Linked DNA regions of Homo sapiens: region 2 is linked to region 1. Evidence: chromatin contacts called from ENCODE Hi-C or POLR2A ChIA-PET data. All regions are on one chromosome and are shown on one strand. Each heading gives the region's core, a stretch centred on a gene start or an enhancer-like site at or near the end of the contact. The rest is flanking DNA. Distances are from core to core; before and after follow the strand shown.

Region 1 (5,438 bases), core at 2,005-4,504:
GCTTTAGGTCCTCTTGACTGTGGGATCAAGGGCCTTGGTCTTTCGTTCTCACGACTGTGCGGGCCTCTTCATAGGGCTGGTCCCTACAAGGCAGCCTGCCTTCCCCAGCCCGAGTGATGCAAAAGGAAGGGGGTGGGTGGGGGGTGGGGGGAGGGAGAGAGAGAGAACAGGTACCCAGGATGCCAGCCAGTCTTTTTAAAACCTAATCTTGGAAATGATACCCCATTGCTTCTGCCGTACTCTTTGTTAGAACAAAGTCATTATGTTCAGCCCACACTCAAGGGAAGGAGTAACCCAGGGCCGAAATACCAGGAACATGGGGCCCAGCAGGGGCCTCTAAAAGGCTGCCAACCACACCGTCCTCCCTGTGTCTACGTGCTTGTGGCTGACCCTTGCTGATGGCAGGGGTAGGGGAGCCTGGGCTGTGGATCTGTGGTCTGTGTGTGCATGGTGAGGCCCAAACCACCCTGTGATAAACCAACGTGATGCCAGAGAGAGCCAAGCCGCTCTCAAAGCTACATCTATCTCATGCCTTTAAAGTCTTTATTGCTATAAGAATACAGCACAAACACCAAAGCATTAGCAAACTTCCCTGAGGACACTTCAAAAGTCAAGAAACATTTCCTATGAATCCTGAGAAGGAGCTTTTAACTCATCAGAGAAAAAATAAGCTTCGGCCAAAGGCCTCCAATCCACAGGCACATCCCACCCACCAAAGGGTGTCAACACATGCTTATTTATTTATTTTGAGATGGAGTCTCACTCTGTCTCCCAGAGTGGAGTGCAGTGGCGTGATCTCAGCTCACTGCAACCTCTGTCTCCCGGTTCCAGCAGTTCTCATGCTTCAGCCTCCTGAGTAGCTGGGACTACAGGTGCGCACCACCACACCTGGCTAATTATTTTTGTATTTTTAGTAGAGACAGGGTTTCATCTTGTTGGTCAGGCTGGTCTCGAACTCCTGACCTCAGGTGATCCTCCCACCTTGGCCTCCCAAAGTGCTGGGATTATAAGCATGAGTCATGGCACCCGGCCTGAGTGCCTTTTTAAAGAACATGAGGGTTCTGATGCTCCACGGGGAGGTGGGAACCGAGTCCTGCCCCGCAGTGAATGATTCTGAGAACTGTGGATGAAACCCAGGCACAGAGGCTGCTCGGAAAACAGCCAGTTAGGCTGGATTTTCCTGAAGAAGGGCAGGGAAGCTCACAGGCAAAACATGCAGCTGGACCCAATAGAGGTGACCCCATCCTCCCATGCACACGTGCAAAGGGGTTTGCAGTGCCTGAAGCCCCTCCCCAGGAGTCATCATCCAGCTCCGTGGCAGGCCGGGAGGTGTGTGGCAATGGCCTGCCCCCTCATCTCTGCCTGTATTCGGGAAGATGGGGCTCAGAGAGAGGAAGCCACTGGTGTAAGGGCCCCTCCGGCCCAAGCCGGTGGCCATGTAACCCAACAAGACAAGAATTGGCAGCAGAAACGGCCAAGCAGAGGGCTGGAAGGAAAACTAGAAGAAAAATATAAAGTGAGTGTTCACTGAGGCCTCCTGGGCCTATCTTGGATATAGCGCAGCCTACAGCAGGTCAGCACAAAGAGAGACAGGGGCAGACTGGGCTATCTCTTCCTCACTATGCTCATGGCTGGACATCCAGCTCCTAACCCTCTGGCCACCCTCAAACCCAGCCCGAGTAGGTGAAAAACTTAGGCCTCTCCACTCGTCTCTCCCCCACCTTCTCAGGTGAGGCGTTTTTTATTCAACAAAAATTTCTGGGCCAGGCACGGTGGCTCAGGCCTGTAATCCCAGCACTTTGGGAGGCTGAGGCAGGAGGATTGCTTGAGCCCAGGAGTTCAAGACCATCCTGAGCAAACATAGTAAGACCCCATCTCTACAAAAAAATAATTTAAAAATTAGCCAGATGTGGTAGTGTGTGCCTGTCGTCCCAGCTACTCAGGGATCTGAGGTAGGGGAATCTCTTCAGCCCAGGAGGTCGAGGCTGCAGTGAGCTATGATCATACCACTGCACTCCAGCCTGGGCAACACGACGAGATCCTGTCTCTTAAAAACAAAGCAAAACAAACAAAACAAAAAAACACCTGGCCAGGTGCAGTGGCTCTCGCCTGTAATCCTGGCACTTTGGGAGGCAGAGGTGAGCAGATCACCTGAAGCCAGGAGTTCAAGACTAGCCTGGCCAACATGGTGAAACCCCGACTCTACTAAAAATACAAAAATCATTCAGGTGTGGTGTTTGGTGCCTGTAGTCCCAGCTACTCCAGAGGCTGAGGTAGGGGAATCTCTTGAGCCCAGGAGGTCAAGGGTACAGTGAGCTATAATCACACCACTGCACTCCAGCCTGGGCGAAAGAGCAAGACTCTGTCTCAAAAAAAAAATCTGAGGACCTCCTACGTGTCAGGCAGGCCCTGTCCTAGGCACTGAGGATGGATACGGCAGTGGGGAACACACACACCCATCCCCCACCTCACTTCAGGTCTTCCAGACCTTTTCTATATGTTGGAGCCGTAGACACCATTAGAAGAGCTGGACTTTTGCGACCACCATCCTGTACAAAGATTGTTTCTAGGTTGAAGAAGCTGTAAGTGAGCTTTCTACTTTCCAGAGGCAGGCAGTACCAAACAGCCTTTCCCAGACGGGGGACCCCATGAATCTCTCACCAGAGACCCCACACAGGCACCTGGGTTAGAGTGCATGGAAGAGTTCTGTGGAAACGCTGTCTGGGATCTAACACCACCAGACATTGTCCAGCCATGTCTCATCACAAGCCAGAAACTCCCCCTGCTCCTCAAGCTGTCCCTCCCCCACATCAGCCACAGAGGGGGAGACTGGAGAGACTGGGTGGTGGTCCCGGATGTGCCACTAGCGTGCTATGTGATCTTGCATAGTTCATTCCAACTTTGTCCTTCTGTGTCTCACTCATATAATGAGGGGTTTGACAACAAGATCCCTGAGGTACCTGCTTGCTCTTTAAAATTCTCTGGCACCCAGACACAGCCCAAGTTCCAGTGAAAACTGCACTGAGGTCCAAACCCCTGCTGCATTTTGCTCTTTGCCTGGAAAAGGGTGTTGCCGTGTCAGCCATACCCTGTTTACTTCCTGAGAAACATGGAGAAAAGTCTCCCTTGAATCTGTGAATTTCAGGTTTTTTCAGAGTTGGATCCCAGCCCGGAGCAGGGAAGAGCGTGAGGTAAAATTGTTCGAGTCGTCCAGAAATGCACATTTCCTGCAGTTTCTTTCCAAGTCTGGTGCTAAATGAACAAGCTCGAATGTGAACATGAACAAGGATGACTCAGGCGTAGAGAATGTTGGTAGCACGACACTGGCTGTAAATAATGGCAATGAAGGGACTTTTCTGACCCATTTGTTGACAAAAGATGGTAAGAGGTATTAATCTAGTTCAGGGATATCTAAACAGTTTTTGTTGTGCATCCTTATGATAAAATATTTTTGAACATTGTGCTCTGAATAGATGAATATTTATATTTCTGGAAATTATAGGCATATACTATACCTACTTATGAACATATAAAACATACACAAAGAAAGAAAATTAGAAGGACAAGACCAAGATAAAAGAAACTGTTCAGTAGAACAAAATGTTTATCTTTGTTACATTCATGTCATCTTGGGTTTTGTTATTTTTATGTTTTTGTTTGTTTGTTTCTTTGTTTTTTTGAGACAGACTCTTACTCTGTCGCGCAGGCTGAGTACAGCGGCGCAGTCTCGGCTCACTGCAACCTCCGCCTCCTGGGTTCAAGTGATTCTTCCACCTCAGCCTCCTGAGTAGTTGGGATTATAGGCAAGTTTTGTTATTTTTTTAATCGTGATTTAAGACTTTGTAATACAGCAATTTGAAAACCTGATTTCAAGTCTAGTTTACTTAAATTTTTTTTTTTTTAAGAGACGAGGTTGTTCTGTCACCCAGGCTGGAGTGTAGTGGTGCAATTATAGATCACTGTAGCCTCGAACTCCTGGGCTCAAGTGATTCTCCCATCTCAGCCTCCCTCATAACTGAGAATACAGTTGTGCATCGCCACACCAGCTACCTTCTTGGGTTTTGTGCTGTTGTAATGGAAAAAGTCATAACGCAAAAATACATATATCTAAATGAAAGAAGTCTATTTTGGAGGTGCTTTTCATTAGGGACATGAGCATATGCAAATTGGAAACTGACAAGGTTGAAGGTAGGGATTTCACAGGTGCTTCCTTCCTTCTCTCCCATCTCCTCCATCTCCTCCTCCTACCCTTCCTGCCAAGGATCTTTGTACCCCTCTAAATCGTGTTACATAAACAAGTAACTGTGACCCATGTTCAAACAGTTCCTCCAAAGACCCTATTTCTCTGTAACACAATGAGTTAATGTTTATATTTAACTCTTAATAAAGACCTAAATTTTTTGAAAACTCATAAATGAATGGAAAATATATACCAGTGTCTTTGTTTTGGTTAGGCAGTCTTAGGAGCTTGGAGCTTCAGACCGCTAGAGCCATGGTTCTCAAATTCTTGATGAATATGGCCCCTTTCCATGGAACACAGCATCTTAGTGATTGGAACTAACAAAAGACACTGCAAAAAGTTTTCAAAATGAATTATTAAAGTGCATCTGTATCTCTGTAATAATTGAGTAATAGTAATACATGCATGTGATATATTTCTGTGTTTCTTTCAATTTTTTTTTTAGAGATGGGGTCTTGCTATGTTGCCCAGGCTCGTCTTGAACTTCTGGACTCAAGCTATCTTCCTGCCTCTGTCTCCCAAGAGGCTGGGATTACAGGCACATGCCACTGTGTCTGGCTTGTATGTGATATATTTCATCAATCCTCAGATAAGACTTGGGATACTTAGGGATTAGGCAACCCTGGCAACCACTCCACAACCCTAGACCATAACCAAGATGCCTTGAAGACACTCCCCTAGTGGGAGGGAAAGGACTTAGGAATGAATATCCAGACCTCTTAGTGATTGTTTTGAAAACTCAAACCTATTACTTGGTGACCAACCTTATACTAACCTAAGAGCCATATGCTAAGGCAGGCATGGTGAAATTGTCAATCTTTTTCTAGCTCCAGTCTGCATGACGATTGATGCTTGTGACCTCCTAGGGCAAAAAGTGAAATGAGGAGAGAAAATGAAGAGATGCAGATAAAATGCTTACACAGTAAAAGACCCATCTGCGGGGTAACTGAGGCGCAAGGATGTCCGCTAGTGCAGTGCTTCTAAACTTAAACCTACATGGAAAATACCTGTGTATCTTGATAAAATGCAGATTATGACTCAACAGATCTGGGCTGGGGCCTGACATTCTGCATTTCTAGAAGCTCCCAGGAGATGCAGACGCTGCTAGTCCAAGACCATATGCCCTGAGTAAGGAGGCCCTATCCCGTGTGCATTCTCAACTGGGAGTCCAGTCTTCCTTGAGCCTGTCTCCTTTTGC
Region 2 (4,876 bases), core at 798-3,297, 43 kb after region 1:
GAGATGTCATGGCCAGCAAGCTGGAAAACTGTGTGGCTCTTTGCCAGTTGCCTGGTTTTAAATCTGGTCTTCCATGGAAAATGAAATTGAGAAAGAATTTAAGATTTCTAATTGGGATCTGTCCCCTGGAGGGGAGATGGCTATTTTTATGTTCCAACCCAACACACTGGAGAGATCTGGGAATGCAGCCTGTATCCAACTTCTTGTTTTTTTTAAGACTGAGTCTCTGTTGCCCAGGCTGGAGTGCAGTGGCATAATCTCGGCTCACTGCAACCTCCGCCTCCCGGGTTCAAGCGATTCTCATGCCTCAACGTCCCAAGTAGCTGGGATTACAGGCATGCTTTACCACACCCAGCTAGTTTTTGTATTTTTAGTACAGATGGGGTTTCTCCATGTTGGCCAGGCTGGTCTCAAACTCCTGACCTCAAGTGATTCACCAGCCTCGGCCTCCCAAAGTGCTGGGATTACAGGCATGAGCCACTGCGAGAGAGACTGGAATGAGAAGCTAAGCACTAGCTGTCCTCCAAAGAGGAAGCCAGAAGCATCATCCAGGTCTCAGCTTCTCAGCAAGGTTTATCCTCCAAATCTATTCAGAGATAGGAAGAAGGGAGTCAGTGGGTCCAGATAAGAAAGTAGGGCTGGGCATGGTGGCTCACACCTCTAATCCCAGCACGTTGGGAGGCCAAGGCAGGAGGGCCACTTGAACCCAGGAGTTCAAAATCAGCCGGAGCAACAAAGTGAGACCCCATCTGTACAAAAAGTAAAAAAATTAGCTGGGCCTGGTGGCCCATTGCTGTGGTCCCAGTCACTCATGTGGAGGAGGTGGGAGAATCACTTGAACCCAGGAGGTCGAGGCTGCAGTGAGCTGAGATTGTGCCACTGCACTCCAGCCTGGGCAACAGAGTGAGATCCTGTCAAAGGGAGGGGAGGGGAGGGGAGGATTCAGACATTTGTTATCTTGAAATAAGAGCCTCTTTCTATGCTGAAGAGTATTAATTTACGCATGTGAATTACCCAATAGGGAGGCATGAAGGCAAAGGAAAAACCTACACACGATTTCCATCACTGAAGAAGAGGGCAGAGTTCATGAGTTAAGAGAAATCGTGATGAATGCAGGGAGATGCTAGAATTTGTTTCTCTTTTGAAATATTGTATATGCCTCTTAGTGAGGGAAAAACTGTCTCTCCCTCACTAAATAGTGTGATAAAGGGCTAGAAGGATCTGCATGTATCAATCACAGTATTTTGGGAGAAAAGGAGGAGTTAAATGTTTGTAGCCCAAGGAAACAGAAAAGCCCCAAACCTCAATGATATTTGATTATTTAAGAGCTGGAAAACGATGTGTATGACACACCACTCAGGCTTGTTGGCATTTGGTGTCTGGCACCAAAATGGTCAGGGTGAGTTGAGGATCGGGCCCCTTCCTCAGAGATGTAGAACGGTTCTTTGTGAAATGCTGTCTGGTTACTTTCTGGGTGCTCTGATTTGTGGGTGATAATGTTCCCTTTTCCTGCCACCATCCAATCCTTGAAAGTCCCACTGTAAAAGGAAAATGAAAAAGAGACCAATGGCATGGGTTGAAAAAGTGCAGCTGCAACCGATGGGATTTTTAAAGCAGAAACAGGTTCTGTGTGATGCAAGTGAGCACTGTAGGAGAATCCTACCATTCTTTCATATGCTTCCTGAGCCGAAAGCTTTCCCACTCTTCACGTTCCCCACCCCAATCTGGGTCCCTGCTCTGTGCCAGGGGGGCCATCAGCCACAGTGTGGAGGTGAGGAAGGGCTGCGGGAGCCCTGGCCCTTGCTTGCTGGGGTTCAGGGTGGGATGGAAATTCTACACTGATGCCAGGACAAATATTCTACTCATCATCACTGATGCTCATGGTCAAAACAAGAAAAAATTGTGGAAAAAAAAATCATTTCTCTCAACATGATGTGTTGCTTTCCTCTCTGAAGTCCCCCCTGGTGAATAGTTCTTGGCATCAGGCATGCTGGGTGGATCTGAAAGGTCTGTGCCTCTGGGACACAGACAGGGCTACCTGGATGGACGCTGGGGAGGCCAGGCCAGCCCCTCCTTTCAGCTGATGCTTAGAAAAACTTTCCACGTGGCCTTGGGTTGGGTAACTCAGAGATCTGCAGCAGCCTGCTTCTTCCAAACTAAACACTCAGGTCTGAGTTGTTAAGTCCAACTAAAGTAATGGCCTTGGGGAACCCAAAGCAAAATCAAACTTACAAAGAAAACTGGTTTTAAACACAGGCTACAAACAACAGTGTGGGATTTAAGCAAAGCTACGCCTTGGAAGAGATCCATGCACTTGAGCAATTGTAAAAAATCAATGCCCTCCACCTATTTTCAGGGGCCATACTGGAAAGCAAGATAGATGTGAAGATGATAGTAGGATGGATGGGTGGGTGGGTAGACGGACGGACGGACGGACGGACGGACGGACAGATAGATAGATAGATAGATAGATAGATAGACAGACAGATAGATAGATTTTAAATTTACTCATGGAGAAACCAGTGCAGAGAAGCTAAGTCATCTCTAGGCATCACAGCGAAAGCACTTCCGAGGAAGAAGAATAAAAGTCAGCATTGTCCTTTAGCCTCTCACAGCAATGGCCTTCTCCTTATGAAACATTCTTTGTCACTGTAAATTTCCCCACTGAGCCCGGGTAGCCAGCAGAGAGGGTGCTATGACCTGCCTGTTTGGGTCCCCCTAAAATGCCCATGTTGAAGCTCTACCCTGCAATGTGATGGCATCAGAGGTAATTATGAAGGTAACTGAGTCATGAGATTGGAGCCCCACTTTGGGGTTAGTTCCCTTAGCAGAAGAGACAGGAGGCCAGGCACAGTGGCTCACGCCTGTATTCCCAGCACTTTGGGAGGCCGAGGTGGGCACATCACGAGGTCAAGAGATCGAGACCATCCTGGCCAACATGGTGAAACCCCATCTCTACTAAAAATACAAAAAAATTGGCTGGGCATGGTGGCAGGTGCCTGTAGTCCCAGCTACCTGAAAGGCTGAGGCAGGAGAATTGCTTGAACCCGGGAGGCAGAGGTTGCAGTGAGCCGAGATCGCAGCACTGCACGCCAACCTGGTGACAGAGTGAGACTGCTCAAAAAAAAAAAAAAAAAAAAAGAAGAGACAGAAGAGAAATTGGTTCTTCTCTCTCTCTGCTCTCTGTCATGTGAAAACACAACGAGAAGATGCCGTCTGCAAACCAGATCTTGGACTTCTAGGCTCCAGAACTAAGAGAAATCAGTGTTAGTTATTTAAGCCACCCAGTCTATGGTTATAGCAGCCTGAACTAACTAAAACAGAGGGGTATTTAAAGAAGGGGTTTGAGTTTGGATTAGAGTTGGCCTGCAGAGCCCTTAGAATTCCTTTTTATCCTGGATTTCTCTGTGCTTTAATTGAGTCTTATACACTCTTTGTTGGATGTTGGACTACATCAGGGAGACAGTGGATGACTTACCAGTGCTTCTGTGATTTCCAGATATGGTGGGGGGTTGCCAATTGCCCCTCATAAAAATACCAAGCCCCTAGTGGTGGTGGAATGGAAATAGTGGAGACAGTGATAAAACTGTGTCTGTGGGTATGTACTCGCCTCACCATAGGCCGTTCTTTTATACGGTTAAGTTGAATTATGAAAGCCCAGGTGTGGCAGGCCAACTAAACTGGCTCCCCTAGGTCCTCAGCTCCTGGTATTCATGTCCCTGTGAATTTCCTGCCCTTTGGGCATGCATGGTACCTGTAACTTGCTTCTAGTCAGCAGAATATTGCAAAAGTGATGGCACGTCACTTCCTTGATGAGGTTACCGAGGATTGTGACTTACATCTTGTTGCAGACTTTCTCTTTTGCCCTCTTAGTCTGCACACTTTGATGAAGCAAGCAGCCATGCTGGGGATGCACACTTGGCAAGGAACTGAAGGCAGCCAGCAGCCAGGGAGGAATTGAGGGCTTCAGTTCAACAACCTGCAAGAAACCAAATCCTGCCAACCATCATGTGAGCTTAGAAATGGATCCTTCCCAGTCGAGCCTTCAGATAAGACCCTAGCCCTGCCCGATATCTTGACTGCAGGCTTGTGACAGACCATGATGCAGAGAACCCAGATATGCCATGCCTAGATTCCTGAACCATAGAAACTGTGAGATAATAAATGTGTGTTGTTTTGAGCCCCTAAGTTTGTAGTAACTTGTTAAACAGCAATAGATAATTAACAGATCAGTCTAGAGTGTTTGCATCAGTTTACTGATATTCAGAGCTATTCCAAGGGCCTTAACTTGTATCTTCTTATCAAGGGGACTCCCTAAATAATTTCTCCCAGAATAAAGTGTTTATTCCAAAGGGAAAGAACCTCTTTTACCCTTAGAGCAGTGATTTTTCAATCCTGGCTGCATAGTATCTTTATGCAGAAGGCAGTTTTTTTTTGTAGTGCTTTGCTTCATTTTGTTTTTAATGCCTATGCTGGAGGCCCATTCAGGTAGGAAGGGGGAAGCTGGCAGGTACCCTTTCATTTACAGCTCCTAGTTGTTCCTGTTGGGCAGCCAGGGTTGAGAACCATTAGTTTAGAGTCGCATTATGTAACTGTCTGGCACTTTTATAGTGGCAGTTTTGTCCCTGTTTCCAGCATCCAAAGGCCGAGAAATATTGAACTCTACTCCCAGCATACCCAGCTACACAATAAAGACATGTTTTTAATAAAAGGACGTTTCTGTATCTGGTTTAAATATTCTCATTTTATTGGACAGGAAGAAATGAAATGCCAGGCCATTTAGTTCATGCCCAAGCATCTGGCAACTGGAGATTCATCTTGTAGGGGCAGAATAATGCAGCCAACTTGTGATCCTTTCAAGGGAAGCAGGATTAGT

The links. Hi-C counts contacts between places; a loop is a spot of excess contacts on that map. ChIA-PET counts read pairs that join two places held with the same protein, here RNA polymerase II (POLR2A). Pooled maps may share reads with other maps.
Region 2: a map of ascending aorta shows a loop between it and region 1 (2.1-fold over the local background). The contact joins two enhancer-like sites. A Hi-C loop is called at or near these places in 2 of 168 maps with a recorded cell type or tissue (ascending aorta and posterior vena cava), 1 of 37 single-sample maps with no recorded cell type and 2 of 50 pooled maps. POLR2A ChIA-PET finds 5 or more read pairs at or near these places in 4 of 52 experiments (K562, OCI-LY7, Panc1 and 1 more).

Annotation. Positions count from the first base shown.
Region 1 is chr10:12,842,100-12,847,537 of GRCh38, forward strand. No RefSeq gene overlaps it. Among named protein-coding and RNA genes, the nearest start is that of MIR548Q, 120 kb to the left of the region's middle. Within about 2 kb of position 3,255, at least 14 of the 41 ENCODE cell types and tissues checked have a DNase peak (open chromatin) inside an H3K27ac peak, as active enhancers do; they include ascending aorta, where a contact is called at or near this core.
Region 2 is chr10:12,886,595-12,891,470 of GRCh38, forward strand. No RefSeq gene overlaps it. Among named protein-coding and RNA genes, the nearest start is that of CCDC3, 110 kb to the right of the region's middle. Within about 2 kb of position 2,048, at least 4 of the 41 ENCODE cell types and tissues checked have a DNase peak (open chromatin) inside an H3K27ac peak, as active enhancers do; they include ascending aorta, where a contact is called at or near this core.